Regions from separate parts of the Homo sapiens genome. Here region 1 is linked to region 2. Evidence: read pairs that join two places in POLR2A ChIA-PET (ENCODE). Cell type or tissue: OCI-LY7. All regions are shown on one strand. Each heading gives the region's core, and the rest is flanking DNA. Links, peaks and the distances in the headings are about the cores only.

Region 1 (4,391 bases), core at 310-4,309, 360 kb after region 2:
CCCAGCTACTCGGGAGGCCGAGGCAGGAGAATTGCTTGAACCCGGGAGGCGGAGGTTGCGGTGAGCCAAGATCGCGCCATTGCACTCCTGCCTGGGCAACAAGAACAAAACTCCATCTCAAAAAAAAAAAAAAAAAAAAAGGAAATTATAAAATCCCTAATTACACCTCTTCTTTGGAATATTTCCTCAAAAATAATTTTCAGTATTTCACATGTGCTCCTGAATCTTCCTCTTTACAACTGAGCACACTGTCAAAGGATCATCCAATGAGCATCACATTGTGAATAATCATTTATTTTTTAAAAATATATGAATTCTCACCCTTAAAGCATTTTCTATGTGCCAGACACAGGGACTTTATGTGCATCATGTTTTGAAGTCAAGAGCCACCAGCCCAGGCATGCCTGCCAAGGCTCACCTTTGTCCGGGTGAAATTAGGTTGATGAGTCCTATTACAGCAGCTTTATTTTGTCCATCTCCCACTCAAATGTATCAGATAAAGCCAAATGCCATAAAATATTCAAACACGACCCACTTCTGCTGTGTGATGCAAGCTGGCAAGACTGCCAACAAGGACCCACTGGCCTGCAGTGCCCCTGGGTAGCTGAGAGTGCTGTCCGTCAGCTAAGGTTCTGAAAACCAAATTCAGCTTTCAATGGTTTTGAAGTGTGTTATCAGAAAGTGAGGGCTGTACCAAAGTTCCGCCTTGCCTCTCTAGTCAGGGGGTCTGTGGATCTCTGACTCCCACTGCCATGGGTCTTGTCTTGGGCGCACCTCTCAGAGGGCCCCTCCAGCCACCCTTGTTTACAGTCTACCAACAAGTAAGGCTGCTTCCAGGAGCAGGGCCCCCTGGTGCTCAGGTCTTGCTCACACTCACAGGCAGACACACTTCCAGCTCTTGGGTGGTCACTGGCCCACACACTTCAGTGGTCGAGCTAACTCATGATTCATACTTTTCTTGGCCATCATCATTTGGTCATTATTATAACCAAGGCCTAGATGCCAAATGGTCCCGCTCGTACAATAGTTGAGATACGCAGTAAAGTCAGAAAAGGCCACTAAGCAGGAAAAACCATTTAAGGCTATGTGATGGTCATGCTGTTAAGGGGAGGCAATTTGGAGAGTCAGCCTGAGAGCAAGGCAAAAAGACCCAACCACTGCCGAGCCTGACTTTGGTTTTTCAACCAAGCCATGGGAGGCAAGCAGGCTGTCTCCTTGTCTCCTCCCACCCCCTGAATGTCCTCTGGTAGCCAGGTAGATGCCCACCTCATGCCCTTTTACCTCTGGTTTCTGTGCTGGGAGCATCTCAGCTGCTTCCTGCCAGCTACAGAAACACTTTTTTGCCATAAAGCCAGTCACTTCCCCCGATCCTAGACCCTGTCAACCCATAGAATGAGGTAAAAAGCCCCAAGGAAGACTTTTGAGCCTGGCTTTATTTTTCTTTTCTCTTTTTTTTTTTGAGACAGAATTTCACTCTTGTTGCCCAGGCTGGAGTGCAATGGTGCAATCTCAGCTCACCGCAACCTTCGCCTCCTGGATTCAAGCAATTCTCCTGCCTCAGCCTCCTGAGTAGCTGGGATTACAGGCATGTGCCACCACGCCTGGCTAATTTTGTATTTTTAGTAGAGATGGGGTTTCGTCATGTTGGTCAGGCTGGTCTCGAACTCCTGACCTCAGGTGATCCGCCCGCCTCAGCCTCCCAAAGTGCTGGGATTACAGGCGTGAGCCAACAGCACCGAGCGGAGCCTGGCTTTTAAAGCCTCCTTCATTTGATTCCTAGCACTGGGGTTGGGGAGGGGTCAAAGTGATCCCATAGGTTGAAGATGACAGGTCAGCAGGGGTTGGCCAAGGCTCTGGAGGTTGTTACTTTTCAGACACAGTGTTCCGGGGAGCAGTTAAAAGGCTGGTCTTTGGGAGAGGTGTAAACTGTAAAATCCTGCTAGGCTGGGGTTCCAGTCAAAGCCCATGAGCAGGCAACAAGATGCTCAGGCCCCCTCCCGAGACACACCACCTCCAGGTAACAAAGCCTTCAGGAATCAATCAACGGCTGCAGGATGCACCATTCTGTCTGAGCGGCTCCCTTTTCTCCCTCTGCTCTTGCCGCGGGAGGTCAGAGTTCACATCAAATGTCATTAATCTTCTTCCTGGGGGCTGGGGGCTTATTGGACAGTCCTATTAATCAGAGGCCTGTCACACCCACAGCCTGGCTGGGTCGCCATTGTCCTGTTCCTCACCTATCATAGAAAGATTAGATTATCAGTGACAACTGAGACACCCTTTGAGTCACAGGAAAGCTGGAGATTGGGGTTGCTTTTATTTTTTTTATATATCCTCCTGATTTGAGGATGAGCTGTTTATTGTCTTGTCACACTGCATCCTTTTCTTCAAAGAATCAGCTTTAAGAATCCAGTTTGTCAAACTGGACAATCACTGGCAAATCCAAAAAAAAAAAACCCTCAGTGACTTTATCAAAAAAGGTAAAATAAAGCAGAAGGTTTTAAATGGGTCCTGAAAGGATTAGAAAATAAGTTGCATTTGACAACAATTAATCTCTGAAAAGCAGGAGCTTTGTAAAAAGGAACAGGCAGAAATGTGGGTTCTGGGGTTCCACACAATGGGGATGTGTCCATTCCCTGTGCGCCCGTCCCTCTTCCAGAGTGGAGTCCAGTGGGGACCTGGGGCTGCAAAGGCATGAGAGACCGACCTTCCAAGCTTCCTCCTAACTCTCTACCCGCCAGTGTCAACAGCAGCAGCAACAACAAAACAGAACAGAACGAAAACACCAGGGCAGAGCAGCGCAAAGACCTCAGCCCTCCGGGTCTCCCAATTGTGTGACAGACTCAGTCACCCAGCAGGTACTGGGACCACCTATAGAGGCCCTGTGGGGGTCATAAGTGAAGGGGACACTTCTAATCCCTTTGAAGCGTAGAGACCACGGGGAGCACATGAAACACCTAAGTCAACTTAGATGGGAGCAGGGCCTTGGAGAACGTGGACTCACGGGGCTACAAATGGAGATGCCTCAAGGGCCCAGGAAAGAATGTAAACCAGGGAAGCAGGCTGTGGGAAACCCACTGGGAGTGGTGAGGACTCCAGCAAGAGAGTGCTCCGCACGAGCCTGCCTACAGGGGTGCAATGACCATTCCCTCTCACCGCACTGTGGGAAGGGGAGCTCCAATCCCCCAGATCTTTCCGGTTTCATGAGATTCCGGAGACTCAGGTTTGTATGTTAATACTCTGTATTTTAGGCTGGGCACGGTGGCTCACACCTGTAATCCCAGCACCTTGGGAAGCCGAGGTGGGTGGATCATGAGGTCAGGAGTTCAAGACCAGCCTGGCCAACATAGTGAAACCCCATCTCTACTAAAAATACAAAAAAAATTAGCTGGGCGTGGTTGCGGGTGCCTGTAATCCCAGCTACTCAGGAGGCTGAGGCAGGAGAACGGCTTGAACCCGGGAGGCGAAGGTTGCAGTGAGATGAGATTGTGCCATTGCACTCCAGCCTGGGCGACAGAGTGAGACTCCATCTCAAAAAAAACAAAAAAACTCCGTATTTTAATCGTTGGCAACATATTCAATTTTTTTTTAATCACTGAACATACTAAATAAAACCCACAGGCAGGTCCAGTTTGGCCCCAGGCCTGGGATTGGTGCTTGTTGGAATCCACCTGCCTCAGTGCCAGTAAGGACCAGGAGGCCCAGAGAGGCTGGTAACTGCAAAGATCACACATCTGGCAGGGCCAGTGTAAGAGTCTGGTTTAGACTCCCAGCCCAGCGCTCTATGCTCCAGATCTGAATACAGAAACACATATGTGACCAATTAGTATTAATAGATAAGCTCATTGGAGGGCAATAAAAGGGTAAGAATGAAGAGAAAAGCCTTGATTTCACACCTTCACTGTGAAAGCAGAGAAGAGACCAAATTGGACAAGGCCCAAGTGATTATTGCTGTACCTTTGATATCATAGGCATTTAATTTTTCTACCTAAAAAACTAGCCCTGGGTGCTTCTCTGTGTGGGTGCTATAGCAGCCGGGGCAGGGGGACAGGGAGTGCTGCTCTGTGGCCCTCCAGTTATGCTGTGGGCTGCCAGCTCTGTGGAGGTGTGTTACCCACTTGGCCATAGTCAAACACTGGAGCTGGGGAGCCAAACTACCTTTTCAAATCCACTCTCTGCCACTTACTAACTGTGTGACTTCAGACAAGTTACTCAACTTCTCTGAGCTTTAGTTTTCTTATTTCAGAAATGGGGATAATAATATCTACCTCAGAAGATTGTTGTGAAGATTAAAACTAGCATAGAACGAGTGAGCTGTGATTGTGCCACTATACTGTAGCCTGGACAACAGAGCAAGACCCATCTCTAAAAAAATAATAATACATAAAAATAAA
Region 2 (4,391 bases), core at 95-4,094:
ACTGGGGGGCAGCGGCTCCCAGAGGGATGGAGTGATGGAGAAACCGCCTGCAGATGCAGAGCAGCCTGGGTGCCTGTGATCGGAATGACGGCTAGCCAGCCACCTCGCTCTGCAGCGCTTGATGCAGGGATCATGATCCTTAATTTCCTGTGCTTTCCAAGGCAGCCCTCATCTCTCTACCTTTGTCGGTTACCTCCCCCAGCCCCCAATAGGAGTCAGTGCTACTGTTTAGGATATTACTCTCTGATAGTAATCTGTGGACAGGTCACCCCTGTGGCTGCGGCTTTTTCCCTAGGGTAAGAGGAAGTAGTATTTTTTAAATTAGCCTAGGAGGGAGCCAGGTAGAGAGCTCTGAGATGAGGGTGGGGAGCTTCAGCTCCCAGCCGAAGCATCCTGATCATTTCATTACAAGATCACCTTCTCCTGTAGGTGAGTTTCTGTTGTTTTAATCAGAGGTAACGTTGTGCCCTGACTATGTTGTATAATTGTGTGTGAATTATATTCCAGCTCCATATAGGCGAGGGCTATTTTTTTCCTTCCAATTTTAAAGCTATTTAGAGGGAAGGCCAAATTGTAGCTTGAACCCTGGTGCTCTCTGGCTAATAGCTATATACAGGGAGGGAGAACTTGGAGGAACATTTGGGGTTATATTTGTAATTAGTTTCCTTTGAAGTTAAATTAATTTTAGCAATCGGCAACGTAAAATATTGTTATACCTTTTTCCAGTGGTCACCTGTGGGTGACCTGAGGCCTGTGGAATTGATGAGAGACGAAGCGGTGGGAATGGTGGGCAGGCACACTTTCTTGGACATGTGGGCTTATTTTAAGTCATTTTTGCATTCAGACTCTTGGCTTAGGGATCTCTCTGGCCTGTCATTTTTTTTTGACAGCTTTATTGAGATATAATTCAAATACCATATAATTCACTCATTTAAAATGGTGCAATTCAATGGATTTTAGTATATTCACAGATATGTGCACCCATCACCACAGTCAATTTTAGAGCATTTTTATCACCTCAAAAAGAAACCGCATACCCTTTAGCCATCACTCCCTCCCTCTCCCCTGGCTCTATGCAACTACTAATTTACCTGCTGTCTCTACAGATTTCCCTATTATGGACTTTCATTTGGATGGAATCAAATACAGGTTGAAGATCCCTAATCTGAAAATCCAAAATCCAGAATGCTCAAAAATCTGAAACTTTTTGAGTGCTGTCATGGTGCTCAAGGGAAATGCTCGTTGGAGCATTTCAGATTTTTGATTTTTGAATTAGAGATGCTGAACTATTGAGTATAATGCAAATATCCCAAAATCCAAAAACATTTGAAATCTGAAACACTTCCGGTTCCACACATTTCAGATAAGGGATACCCAAACTGTAATACGTGATGTTCTGTGTCTTGCTTGTTTCACTTGGCATAACGCTTTCAAGGTTCATCCATGTTGCAGCATGTGTCAGTACCTCGTTCCTTTTTACAGTTGAATAATATTCTATTTATGGATGTACCACATTTTGTTTATCCATTCGTCTGTTGATGGATATTTGGGTTGTTCTATTTTTTGGCTGTTGCTGCCATGAACACTTGTGTAAAAGTTTTTGGGTGGACATAGGTTTTAATTTCTCTTGGGCATATACTAAGGAGCGGAATTGCTGGATCATATGGTAACACTATGTTTGTTTATTTATTTATTTATTTATTTATTTTTGAGATGTTTCACTCTTGTCACCCAGGCTGGAGTGCAATGGCACGATCTTGGCTCACTGTAACCTCCGCCTCCCGGGTTCAAGTGATTCTCCTGCCTCAGCCTCCCAAGTAGCTGGGATTACAGACGTGCACCACCATGCCCAGCTAATTTTCGTATTTTTAGTAGAGATGGGGTTTTGCCATGTTGGCCAGGCTAGTCTCAAACTACTGACCTCAGGTGATCCACCTGCCTTGGCCTCCCAAGGTGCTGGGATTACAGGTGTGAGCCACCATGCCCAGCCTGGTAACACTATGTTTAATCATTTGTGGAGTTGACAGACAACGCTGTGTTTAATCATTTGTGGAGTTGCCAGACTGTTCCCAAAGCAGCTGCACTATTTTAAATTTCCACCAGGAAGATCTGGCTTGTCATTTTTGCATCTTTGCTGCAAAATTAGAAAAGGTGAAGACATACCTGCTCCTTATGGTGCCCTCAATCCTCCCCTTTTTCCAATTGTTTTTTTTCTTATGGAAAGAAAGAAGATGACACAGTAGCAAATGAAGGTGTTAGAGCAGTGAATAGGAAGGGCAAGATTTGGCTTCTCCATTTGTCACTCCATACGCTGTTTGATTTTGGATGCTTAACATTTCTGAGTCTTGGTTTCCTTATCTGTGGAAGAGTGGCTGGGACCTGCCATAAGATTGACATGAGGACTAAGTCAGGCAACTCATGGGAAGTGCATACCTCAGGCCTGGCCCACAGATGATCTACAGTGAGGGCAGAGAATTCTAGGCAGGGAAGCAGACACACCAGTAAAAGGGCTTTTCCATAGGGGAAAAGTATATCTCAACAGCTCAGATTTTATTAGGCAGGAGCCTGCCCTTGCGTAAACTCTGGCCTTACTTTCATCATGTGTTTTTATCAGAGGAACTTGAATCCTTGTGTCACCTTTGGGTTGCTTCTCCTTACAGGTGGCTTTGTCCTTCCCATTCTTCACCTCAAGACAGGTGTCATTTGACCATTTAAAGCAGAGATGTCCTCCCTGTGGCCTCTGCCAGTGGGCGTGACTTGCCTTGCTTGGGTGGGTGTGATGCCCTCTTCCCCCATAATTGATAGAGTTTCCATGTGGACTGTGGCTCTGCTGTCACCAAAAAAAGGTGAGGTCAAGGCAGTGGTGTCCTTGCGCTTCTCCCGAATAGATCTCTGTATTAGTTTTGTGGGACAGCTGTAACAAATTACCACACACTGAGTGGTTTAAGAAATAGAAATATAGTCTTTCATAGTTCAAGAGTTCAGAAGTCTGAAATCAAAGTGTCAGCAGGACTGGTTCCCTCTGGAGGCTCCATGGGAAAAACTGTCCCATACCTCTCTCCTAGCTTCTGGTGGTTGCCCGCAATTCTTGGTGTTCCTTGGTTTGCAGGCACATCACTCAAGGCCCTGCCTTCATCTGCACATGGCCACCTTCTTTCTGTGTCTGTTTGTCCTCTTCTTAGAAGGACACCCGTTACTGGATTTAGGGCTTACCCTATGTCCAGGATAACTTCATCTCAAGATTCTTAACTAATTACATCTGTAAAGACCCTGTTTCCAAATAAGGTCACTTTCTGAAATTCTAGATGGACACGAATTTTGGAGGAACTCTTTTTGATCCAACCCAGTCTCTTTTCCACATGTGATCCTAGAAACAGTTGGAGAAGATGCCCAATACCTGACCTGTGTTCTGACTTTGCAAGCTAAGTAAGTTTGCCACTGGATTCAGATGTGATGGTGATAGTAGTTATGGTAGTGATGAAGGTGGCAGGAGGGTGGCTCCGAGGGTGATGGTGGTAGAGTTGGTGGTGGCAAGAATGGTAGTATTGGCAGTTGTGAGGGTGAGGGAGGATGGGAAAAATATGGGGAGAAGTAGGGATTTTAGAGGGGAGGTACCTTGAATGAAACACCTTGGGGAATGGAGTCTTGGTGTTCGGGAGTTCTGTGATCTCAGGCAGCCCTGCTCGTGGGTCTGGCATACAAAGATTGGACTTAATTCTCAAATGCAGACTGATAGGAGAAGACTGCCACATTGGCAGATACATAGGATTTCATCCTGGATTCTGAATTTGGTGAGCACTTTTGTTCTTCAGTGTCACTGGACAGGATGGGGTAATAGACAGAGCCCTTGTCTGAGCCTGGGAAAGCTGTCCTCCTAACTACCTGCCTTGCCTTTAACTAGCATGCGAGTCATCTCATTGACTTGACTTTTCCATCCGCACAATGGGGAGGATGAACTAGAAGGTTTGCAGCATCCTACCCAGTGCTAGCATTTTAACATCTTTCCTGGGCTTTCTCCACCTTGGGGTTCCCACAGATGAGGCATCATCTGCAAACAAGCCTGTGTTCTTGGGGAGTGAAGATGGCTTACATTTTTTCATCATGGGGAATTTGAACTCTTTTAAGGAACATGATAATAGCCAGAGCTGATTTAATTCCTGTGGGCCTTTCTCATACTCATTTAAGGCTCTCCAGAGCCATTTCCTGCCTTTTCATGTATTTGTTCTGATTAAGAAATATTTGGTTTTTTTGGTGTTTGTTTTGTTTTTGTTTTCCTTGTGTGATAATGAATATCTTTAGGCCAGTGCTGTTGGAATTAAGTTTTCCCTTTAATCTCATTTTTAAAAGTAGTTTCTCTTTTCTAACCTCCCCTTACCCCACTCTGCCTTCAA

The links. ChIA-PET counts read pairs that join two places held together with the same protein. Peaks named below come from ENCODE experiments on the same cell type or tissue, not always from the same donor. Only the 100,000 strongest peaks of a DNase experiment are listed, where the experiment ranks them.
Region 1: POLR2A ChIA-PET joins it to region 2 with 7 read pairs; 3 of 35 experiments call an interaction of 5 or more read pairs at or near these places.

What each region holds. Positions count from the first base shown.
Region 1 is chr17:57,755,068-57,759,458 of GRCh38, forward strand. No RefSeq gene overlaps it. Among named protein-coding and RNA genes, the nearest start is that of CCDC182, 12 kb to the left of the region's middle. In OCI-LY7, for the core only: a CTCF peak has its summit at 884 (motif pointing left); no DNase peak of the experiment used is centred there.
Region 2 is chr17:57,391,992-57,396,382 of GRCh38, forward strand. All of the region lies in intron 5 of MSI2 (musashi RNA binding protein 2), which reads left to right. Among named protein-coding and RNA genes, the nearest start is that of MSI2, 140 kb to the left of the region's middle. In OCI-LY7, for the core only: no CTCF peak of the experiment used is centred there; a DNase peak (open chromatin) is centred at 1,640.